Regions from separate parts of the Homo sapiens genome. Here region 2 is linked to region 1. A link is an interaction called in ENCODE POLR2A ChIA-PET data of the cell type or tissue named here. Cell type or tissue: PC-9. All regions are shown on one strand. Links, peaks and the distances in the headings refer to the core of each region. The heading gives the core; the rest is flanking DNA.

The links. ChIA-PET counts read pairs that join two places held together with the same protein. Peaks named below come from ENCODE experiments on the same cell type or tissue, not always from the same donor. Only the 100,000 strongest peaks of a DNase experiment are listed, where the experiment ranks them.
Region 2: POLR2A ChIA-PET joins it to region 1 with 25 read pairs; 3 of 35 experiments call an interaction of 5 or more read pairs at or near these places.

What each region holds. Positions count from the first base shown.
Region 1 is chr6:37,133,715-37,141,538 of GRCh38, forward strand. No RefSeq gene overlaps it. Among named protein-coding and RNA genes, the nearest start is that of PIM1, 33 kb to the right of the region's middle. RefSeq lists enhancers at 3,724-4,560, 7,623-7,824. In PC-9, for the core only: no CTCF peak of the experiment used is centred there; DNase peaks (open chromatin) are centred at 2,477, 3,957 and 4,527; H3K4me3 peaks cover 2,237 bases; H3K27ac peaks cover 2,500 bases.
Region 2 is chr6:36,852,316-36,854,815 of GRCh38, forward strand. No RefSeq gene overlaps it. Among named protein-coding and RNA genes, the nearest start is that of CPNE5, 14 kb to the left of the region's middle. In PC-9, for the core only: no CTCF peak of the experiment used is centred there; DNase peaks (open chromatin) are centred at 656 and 1,196; H3K27ac peaks cover 2,459 bases.

The sequences.
Region 1 (7,824 bases), core at 2,475-4,974:
CCCTGTCTCTACAAAAATAGAAAAATTAGCCAGGCATGGTGTGGCGCATCTATAGTCCCAGCTACTGAATCTGAGGAGAGAACATGGCTTCACCCTAGGAGGTTGAGGCTACATGAGCTGAGACTGTGCCACTGCACTCCAGCTTGGATGACAGAGCCATATCCTGTCTCAAAAAAACCCAAACCCAAAAAACCCACATTATTTATTTTTATTTTTTCGAGACAGGGCCTCACTCTGTCACCCAGGCTGGAGTGCAGTGGCAGGATCCCGGCTCACTGCAGCCTCGACCTTCCCCAGCTCAAGCAATCATTCTGTCTTGGCCTCCCAAAGTGCTGGGATTACAGGCGTGAGCCATAGTGGCCGGCCAGGCATTAACATTTTAATGACTAGATCTAGAGGTTTGATATAAATATACCTCCTCCTGTAAACATTTGTTGAGCCTATTCCCAATTGCCAGGCACGAGGCCAGGCTCTTCCACTGCCTCACAAGCACCCTGGTCCCGTCCTTGAGTCATCAGCTTCCCAGATGCTTCATATGGGAACCTTGGAGAATCGCGGTGTGCGACTCTCCTCACCCCATTCCTCTCAAATCCAGGCAATGACCAAGTGTCCTGAGATTCATCTTCTGTCTCCCATTCACGCTTCACTTCCATTTCCACAGGGCACCCCCCTCAGCCCTTCCTTGGGTCACTTGTGTCACTGCAATAGCTCATTGACAGAGGCCCCTGCCTCCAGCCTTACCTCCTTCTAATCTATCCCCCTTCATCACGTTATCCCCCAACTCCAAATCCTTCAAGAGTTTCCCAAGTTTCCTTCAAGATCCTCCGTAATCCTGCCCAGACTCTCCGTGGTGGGATGTATTTTATAGAGACCTGCCTGATCCTTGACAGGGGTTTCAGTGAGGGAAGGAGGTGAGGGTCCCAGGGTGCCAGCCTGAGCGGAGGGGTGTGGACACAGGAGGGCCTGGTGCAATGTGGCTGGGGCGAAAATCTGAATCATAGTCAGTGAGGGCAGCCAAATTCCTATCTGGGAAATCAGGGCAGTCTGAAGGGTGAGGCCAAGCTGTAAACAGAATGAGTAATGAGGTCAGAAGCTGGTGGGGACCAGAATCACGTCTAGATGCAGTTCAAGGAAACGGAAATGGTACAAGGCTGAGGCTGTGAATTGAATTATAAGAAGGTATTGAAGTAACCCAAACATGCTGCTCTATGCAGGGATGGGGGTGGGAGGAACAGCCCGAGAAATCTCCCGTTCCTCTCGCTCCCTAAAAGGGTACCAAATACATGCTCTTTGCTTTTTCATGTGTGTGTAAAGGCCCTGTCTCCCCTGCCGCCTACAGTTTCATACCCCTCATATGCCTCCTAGCAATGCCAAGTGATTTGTTCAAAGTTGCATGCAGGCAGATGTGGAAACAGGGCTATATCCCTCCAGCCAACTGGGGATATGCTAGGGCAGTGAGCTGAAACTCAGGTTCATAGGTTGGCAAATTACATCTCAGATTCTTCATCTGTAAAATGAGGATAATAACAACATACTTCATAATAGTGTTATATTACAATAACACCACTATGAGGATTAGCCAAGCAAATATTTCTAAAATACTTAGAACAGTGCTTGGTACCTCGTATATGTTGTATAAGTGTTCGTTAAATAAAAATAAGGTACTCAGCTGGTAGGTAGGGCCAGTACTGAAAGTCAGTTCTAATTTTAACATTTGAGTCCTTAGCTCTTCCAAAACTAAGGTCAACAGCAGGCTACGGTGGACTAGGCTGACTACAGGACTTTCAAAAATTAATTTTCCCAGCCAGGCATGGTGGCTCACGCCTGTAATCCCAGCACTTTGGGAGGCTGAGGCGGGCGGATCTTGAGGTCAGGAGATCGAGACCATCCTGGCCAACATGGTGAAACCCCGTCTCTACTAAAAATACAAAAATCAGTTGGGCGTGATGGTGAGTGCATATAATCCCAGCTACTTGGGAGGCTGAGGCAGGAGAATCACTTGAACCAGGGAGCTGGAGGTTGCAGTGAGCAGAGATTGTGCCACTGCACTCCAGACTGGCGACAGAGCGAGACTCCGTCTCAAAAATAATAATTTTCCACTGTGTGCGATGGCTCACGCCTGTAATCCCAGCACTTTGGGAGGCCAAGGTGGGTGGATCACTTGAATCTGGGACTTTAAGACCAGCCTGGGCAACATGGCAAAACCTCGTCTCTACAAAAAATACCTGCCCCCCCGCAAAAAAAAAAAAAAAAAAAAAAAAAATTAACCAGGCATGGTGGTGCGCACCTATAGTACCAGCCACTCAGGAGGCTGAGGTGGGAGGATTGCTTGAACCCGGAAGGTCAAGGTGAGCTGTAATCTCACCACTGCACTCTAGCCTGAGCGACAGAGCAAAACCCTATCTCAAAAAAAAATATTAATTTTCATTTCAACTTAGAAAAACATGCTGTTGACTTATTTCACTGGGGCACACAGGAAATACCACTCAAGTTACTACCCTTACCTGTTCTTAGGAAACCACTCAGAAATCCAGAAGGACCAGTTCAAATATACTACCTATCCCAAATTTAATAGGCCTCACGAAAAAAAAAAAAAAAAGAAAAAAAAAGCCAGTCTTAGAAAATGACTGTGGGTGTCAAAACCAGCAAGGATTAGGCAATGGAGTTGAGTCCAGCAAGGTTCAAGGCTACAGCTCGTGTTGGAAAGGGAGCTGTGAGGAGTTAATGCAAAGAGGAGGAAATATTCTATTTATTTTTCTCAAAACTATTGGAGGTGGTAGTGTTTGGAAAGGGAGGGAGGAGGGGAAAATATGAGTGTATGGTTTGTAAAGTGATAAAATATGGACTCAGTGTATTGTAATAACTCAGTAGCAATTCAGAGAAGATAGTGCAAAAGTCTGTTTGCTCTAGCCATCTATCAACCAGAAACCTTTATTAACTGAACCTCTCACGCGACTACAATATGGCACTAATAGATGTTTGAAAATGATGACCCTGATATACTGCAAAATCCTAAACAGCTTTCTGAAACAGGAGAAAAAAGATGAAATGAAGCTTGCTATGGTTTGTGACAAGCGTATTTTATTGTATTCTAATTTTTTCAAAACAAGCAATATTTTTGTCATGTGTAGTATGTGATGATTTATATGCCATCTAATAACTTTCTATTCGTCATAATATTAGAACAATACATTACCCGACTGTGGTTGGTATCAGGGTTTAATAAACATTCTTTTTCTCCTAACACGCCACCACCAGCCCAGTTGCTTGGTTCCATTTTCCCTCCCGTTGTCCTTTATTTAATTTTAGGCCCAAACTTGACCCCAGTGGTCTTCCACTGTTTTTATTCTTCCCTAAGGAGGGTGTACCTGGCCTCAGGAGCCACTTACCCGGCCTCGCAGAAGTTTCACACTTCTGTTTCACACCCAGGGTGGAGCTTTCTTTCTCATAACAGAAAATAAGGAGGGACAGCCGCCTGGGTACACTTAAAAAATAAACGCATCTCTGGGGAGGTAAGGTCCTCGGAGAGCCAGGCAGTGACAACTGAGTGGTGTGGAGCACGTGGATTAAGTAGAACAGAAACAGATCCTGCCAGGACCGCCCCAGGGACGCCAGAGACACAAAGCAGAAACTGATTGTGCCCGGAGGGCCCTGCATCCCTTACCCACGCTGGAGGTTCTCCCGCCTTTTCTAATTACCTTCCCATTTCTTTTGCTCCCCTTCTCAGCCCGAGTGTTCAGGACTCTGCATACCACAGAGGTCAGACACAAATAAAATCCATACATGGACTCCATTCTCGGGTCACAGAATTTGGTGAACAACTCAGATTGAAGATGGCTCCCGCTCCCACCTCCCAACCCCACCACCAAAGCTTTGCTTGTAAACACCAGTCACTTAGTAACACCCTCCATCAGTCGCCTTTGGGCTATTATTCATCACCGACTAACCTTAAACCAACTTCATCTTCACAGGGCTCCCCCTAGAAGAGAGGAAATTCCACAGCTCTGATGTGATGTGAAACGTGATCTGACCGCCCCAGCACTCTTTCTTTCTCACTCTCCCCAGCCAGTTCTCAAACTGGGTTTCCCTGGCCCCTCTCGGGGAGGCCTTCTCCCGCCCCACTCTCCACCCCCTACTTCTTTCCCTCTCCATTTTCCACGCTGTAACCTGATAGGCTGGAAATGCAGCTTCTTTCATCTTATATTTCCCACATCCTGAAAGTTTGGAGAGAAGGAGCCCACCCAGATGAAGGAATTCCAAGTATGTGCAGCCCCCTCCTCCTTTAACTCCATTCACAAAGCAGATTACTAATGGCCCGAGGCTCCAGGGAGGCCCCATCCCCTCCCCACCCCCCACCTCCCAGGGAGTTTACTCATTCCACATCCTTACTCCTCGCCGGTACAGAAACCTAAGTCCACATGCCGAGAACCAAAAATTAACTTTTCCCTGGACTCTGAGCCTAAGAAAAGCTTTCAAACCTCACTCTGATTGGGACTGCAGTGGCCAGGAGATTCTGCTTACCAATCATTTGTCCCCTCTTTAGCATTTTTAGATAAAAGGGTTCAGGGAATATGAGTCATTGGATCAAGGGGAAAGGATATAACTGTAAATGCGATGCATGTCAAGGAGGCATGCTCAGGTCTTTAGGAAAGATCACAGGGCGTTCTAACTCAGAGTCATTTCAGCAGAAATTGTTTCAAGACCAGAGTAAGAGATGCTTCAAGATAGGCAGAGAATGTGTGGGGGAGGCCGGGTGCGGTGGCTCAAGCCTGTAATCCCAGCACTTTGGGAGGCCGAGGCGGATGGATCACGACGTCAGGAGTTCGAGACCATCTTGGTCAACATGGTGAAACCCCGTCTCTACTAAAAATACGAAAAAATTAGCCGGGCGTGGTGGCGGGCGCCTGTAGTCCCAGCTACTTGGGAGGCTGAGCCAGGAGAATGGGATGAACCCGGGAGGCGGAGCTTGCAGTGAGCTGAGATCGCGCCACTGCACTCCAGCCTGGGGGACAGAGCCAGACTCCGACTCAAAAAAAAAAGAATGTGTGGGGGAGTATGGGGGGTGCGGCGGTTCTGGTAATGTTTTTTGTTAAGAAATGTCTTGAGTCTTCACTACCTGGAAATTAGTGATCACGAAACGTGCCCCTGGGTCAGTTCTTTGGTCCTCCTGTCTTGAGTTCTGTCACTGACAGGGAAACAGGACAGGGACAGCTTCTTTGACTCAACCTCAACCTCTTCCTCAAAGGTTAGGAAGTACCCCCCCAAGCATCCTTTTTCATTAAGGATGCTTAACTATCTTATCTATCCTTCAAGGAGGGTGAGAAAGCAAAGCAGTTTTGAATCTGTACCCGCCTGGGATAATCAGTTCCCTGAGCTTACAAGCTTTGTGTGACATGGAATTTCCTGTATCAAGGAGTTCACTCCTGTCCCAATATTAGGAAGTACATTTAATAGATGTCTACCCATGTTGTCTTTGCAACTCAGGATAGAGTTGCAAAACTTGCTCAATGCAATAGCATTTAACAACAACAACAATATATATATATGAGATAAATCTGGGCATATGTTAGTGCATAGGGTTATGCATTCAATAGGTCTAATGATTGCCAAAGAACTCTCATAGAATTCAAGAGACCAGACCTGGAAGATGCAGTAACAGTGATAAGAAATAACAGACTGTGGCAGAACAGCCACATTGCAACTCCTTGGACCATTCCCAAGGTGCTGAGAAGAAATCTGTACTGCAGCTCAGCCCCAGGTTTGCAATCTTTATGTTTAAAGTGCCGCCTGCTCATGACATCCAACTGGTAATAGGCTCCTACCAAGGCTCAGCATCCTTAGGAGATAGCAGCACAAAATGATAGAATCAATGCCTGCAACAACAGAGCAAGTATTCATCTCTCTAGGCCTCAGTTTCTTATCTGTAAAATACTAAGGCTACCCCAACCCTTGCTTATCAAAGTGCAATCCCCAGACCAGCAGCAATGCATCAGCGGCTAACTTGGGAGATAACTAGAAATGCAGGCTCTCAATCCCCACTCTAACCTGTTGCATTTTCACAAGCTCCCAGGTGATTCCTGTGTACATTACAATTTAAGATGCCTTGGCCTAGACTCAGGCTCTGCAAAGGTCCTCTACATAGTACTGAAATTGTCTGATCTCATTAAGTGGCTTCCAAGGAAGTTTTTCTTCTCTGATAAATAGTTTTCCGGCCAGGCACGGTGGCTCACGCCTATAATCCCAGCACTTTGGGAGGTTGAGGTGGGCGAATCACAGGGTCAGGAGTTCAAGACCAGCCTGGCCAACATAGTGAAACCCCATCTCTACTAAAAAATACAAAAAATAAGCCAGGCGTGGTGGCGGGCACCTGTAATCCCAGCTACTCTGGAGGCTGAGGCAGGAGAATCGCCTGAACCCGGGAGGCGGAGGCTGCAGTGAGCTAAGATTATGTCATTGCACTCCAGCCCGGGCAATAGTGTGAGACTCTGTCTCAAAAAAAAAAAAAAAAAGTTTTCCTTCTTTCTTCTGCCTCCAGTCTTGGAATGTACTGTGTCCTCTGCCAAGGAACTCAAATTTTAGTAGGCATAGGACTCATACAAAGACCTTATTTACAATGCAGATTCCTGAACCCCATCAAGAAGCTGACTAGGACCGTGGTGGGGCCAGAGAATCTGTGTTTCAATCAGTCTCTTCCATGCGGTTCTACAGATTATGGCCCCAGATTACATATTTTTTTCTTAACTTTTCTGTTATGTAAAATTTCAAACATGGAAAAAAGAGACAAAATAGTAATATTAAACTATCATGTTTCAATCCCCAGCTTCAACAATTATCAATCAACTCAAGGCCAATTTTGTTTTCCTCAGATCATATTTTTGAAAAACTCATAGCTAGACCCTCCAGACCTTCCAGATTCCCTTCACCTACCTTTAGTGTTCAGCGTGTTCTCACTGAGGGCAAGAGTTATATCCTATTATCTTAAAATCCCCAGTATCTAACACAGTACCTGGCACATGTGGTACTCAATAAATTTGTCATAAAAATAACAAATTAAAAATAATTTTAGGCCAGTGATGGTGGCTTATGTCTGTAATCCCAGTATTTTGGGAAGGCAAGGTGAGAAGATCACTTGAAGCCAGGAGTTCGAGACCAGCCTGGCCAACATGGAGAAACCCCATCTCTACTAAAAATACAAAAAATTAGCTGGGCATAGTGGCGGGCACCTGTAATCCCAGCTACTCGGGAGGCTGGGGCAGAATTGCTTGAACCTGGGAGGTGGAGGTTGAGGTAAGCCGAGATTGCGCCAGCGCACTCCAGCCTGGGCAACGAGAGCGAAACTCCATCTCAAAACAAAAAAGAAAGAAAGAAAGAAAGAAAAACAACTTTAAAGTAAAACATAAATTATCATCTGCCTGGATGGTTTACACTGCAGGTAGATGGCATTAGTTGTGTTCTGATTTTTCAATTATTTGGCTGTGACTCCTTTTGCAGTTAGGGAAACGAAGGCATTCAAATGCATTGTACCAAGTGAAAGAATTAGAAAAAAGATTCCAAAAGCCCCAGTTTACACCCCCTTCCTTCCTGGTTTCATCATTTTGTAAAAGATCTTGTGCCTGTGTGTGTGGTAAGAGAGAAGGTAGGAAAATACCTCTGGGGAATGAGGATATCATCTCAGGGCCTTTGTTTCACTCTTTAACCTAGTAATAAATCTCTTAAAGCTCCCGTGGTATTCAGAATATCCTGTCTATGGCAAGGTCTTCCCACAGTTGTGAAAGGAATTCAAGTTTACTAAGTGGACAGAGCCCTGATATTCCAAAGGCACAG
Region 2 (2,500 bases), core at 1-2,500, 280 kb before region 1:
TAAATGCCAGTTCCTGTTCTAAATACCTGTTCTAGCTCATTTAATCTTCACAATAGCCCTTGAAGTTTGGCCCATTATTCTCATTTTATAGTGGAAGAAACTAAAGCACAGAGAAATTAAGAAACTTAAGTTCATGCTGCTGCTAAGTGGTGGAGCTGGGATCTGAACCCCGACAGTCAGGTTCCAGAGCTCTTTCCCCCAATGTCATCTTTGTTGATGCTCTTTTCCCTGCATTTTCTGTGATGTCTACTGATCACCCAATCTCACCCACCCTGGTGTCCACACAAGGTATCTCAGTGCCACATACCAGGGTCTGAAGTCCATGTTGTACTGCTGTGGGAACAGAACACTTTCATAAAGCTCAATCCCAGTAGCCAAAGCCAGCAGCTTATGTTAAAGCTCATCGTGTGCTTTGAATCTCTTCACTCTTCCAAGACCACCAGGATGAGGTGGAGAGCTCTGCTCCAGGAGGCATAAGATTGGTTCATGGTCCTGACTGCCCTTGCTCTTAGGGAAACCCCCCCTCCCCAGTTTCATGTTGGACAAATGTGACCTCTAGGACCTCACTACTCAAAGGGTGGTGTCTGGACCGGCAGTCACCATCTCCTGGGAGCTGGCGAGAACTGCAGACTCTCTGGCTGAGTGCTGAGTCAGAAGCTGCTTCCTAACAGGCTCCCTCAGTGATTCCTGCATGTAGTCATGTGAGAAGCCCTGGGCTAGGGCCCTTGGGCCATATTCTTTATAGTCTGTGTGCCAAGCTTCTCTTATCCATCATCCCAGGGGCACCTGTTTGAAAGCCTTTTCCACTGGTGTATCTACTTCCAACTTTAAGCCTTCTCCAAATGTCTAGAATCTCTTTCCCTTCCCCCACGAGAAGCAGCAGAGAGCTGTCTCTCTCCTGTGCCTTGATGAGCCCCCCATGGTCCTCCACACCTATCTTCAATAATCCCCATCCAAGTTTTAAACTTATCCTTGTTTTCTCCTGATAAGCCAGGAGAAAGCTCACCACCCTCACCGTGATGAGATGTAACAAAAATGAACTATCTCTAGTACACCCCACTTTTATGAGACCTGTCTCAATGGTACTAATCCTGACAGGATGTAGACACTCATATGACCAAAGAATTAAGCAGGATTCCTTTTAGATGAGCTTCCCTTATAAGGAAACGGGAACTTCTACAACTCTGGCTAACTGGCAGAACCACAAATTGTGAAACAATTCAAGCTTCACTCTCTGAGGTCATATCCTCTATGAAAACTGGTATGTGCCCACGTGACTGCCTTAGCATGGATTTGGTGTCCCTTTCCAAAAACAAGGAACTGTGCCTGTGTGGCTCTCCTCCCAAGGCATGCAGAACCTTCTTTGCTTCAGAGTAGCCATGATACGTTTCCACCACGCCTGTGCCTTGGATGAAAGTGGAGATTTTCAGGATTACGATTCTGGGAGGTTAGTGAACAGGTGCTATTCCTTGCTCTCAGAGGCAGATCCAATTATGTCCACCCAGTTCAGGCTGAAAGAAATACATTTCTATTTTTTCCAGAGTGTAGAACACTACTTTGCATACAAAAACCATCTCTGGGAAGTTACAAAGTCATTTATATGGTTTGTTGTTGGGTTTTGCTTTTTTGCTATTGAGAGAAAAGAGAAAGGTAGAGAAAGAGGTTGAAGGTAGGGAAGGCTTGGGGAACAGAACCTTGTTTGGCCATTCCATAAAGTAAATCACCATTTCCAAAATTGATAGAGTAGTAAGAAACATTAAAGTTATAATCCCCTCTTCAAGGAGCTACCAGCTTAAGGAACCAAACACCACAACATATACTGCCTCTGGTCCCATAATAATGTGCAGGTGGGCTCTCTGCAAATTCCAGGGATGGTGCAGGTCTCTTAGCACATACACCTGGTTCACTTACAGGTAATCCCCCCAACATGGTTTGGCTCTGTGTCCCCACCCAAATCTCATCTCGAATTGTAATCCTCTGTGTCGAGGGAGGGATCTGGTGGGAGGTGACTGATCATGGGGCATTTTCCCCCTGCATGCTGTTCTCACGATAGTGAGGGAGATCTCATGAGATCTGATGGTTTAAATATGGTGGTTTCCCCCGTGCTCGCTCTCTCTCCTGCCACCTTGTAAAGAAGGTGCTTGCTTCTCCTTTGCCTTCCACCATTATTGTAAGTTTCCTGAGGTCTCCCTAGCCATGTGGAACTGTGAGTCAATTAAACCTCTCTTGTTTATAAATTACCTAGTCTCAGGTAGTGTCTTTATAGCAATGTGAAAACAGATGAATACACCTCTTATTCAGAAATGTCAATTTCTGTCACTTAATTCTTTCTCTGGTTCTGCCCTTTTAAAGTTAGAATTGCTCTTAAAGAGGGAGAAGTCTACTGGAGATCCACAAGCCTAAAATGATGTGAAATCTTGAACATTCAATCTCTGTACTACTACTTAAGATGACTGGGATTAAAATGACCATTGGAACCTCATACAATATTTAGAATCAG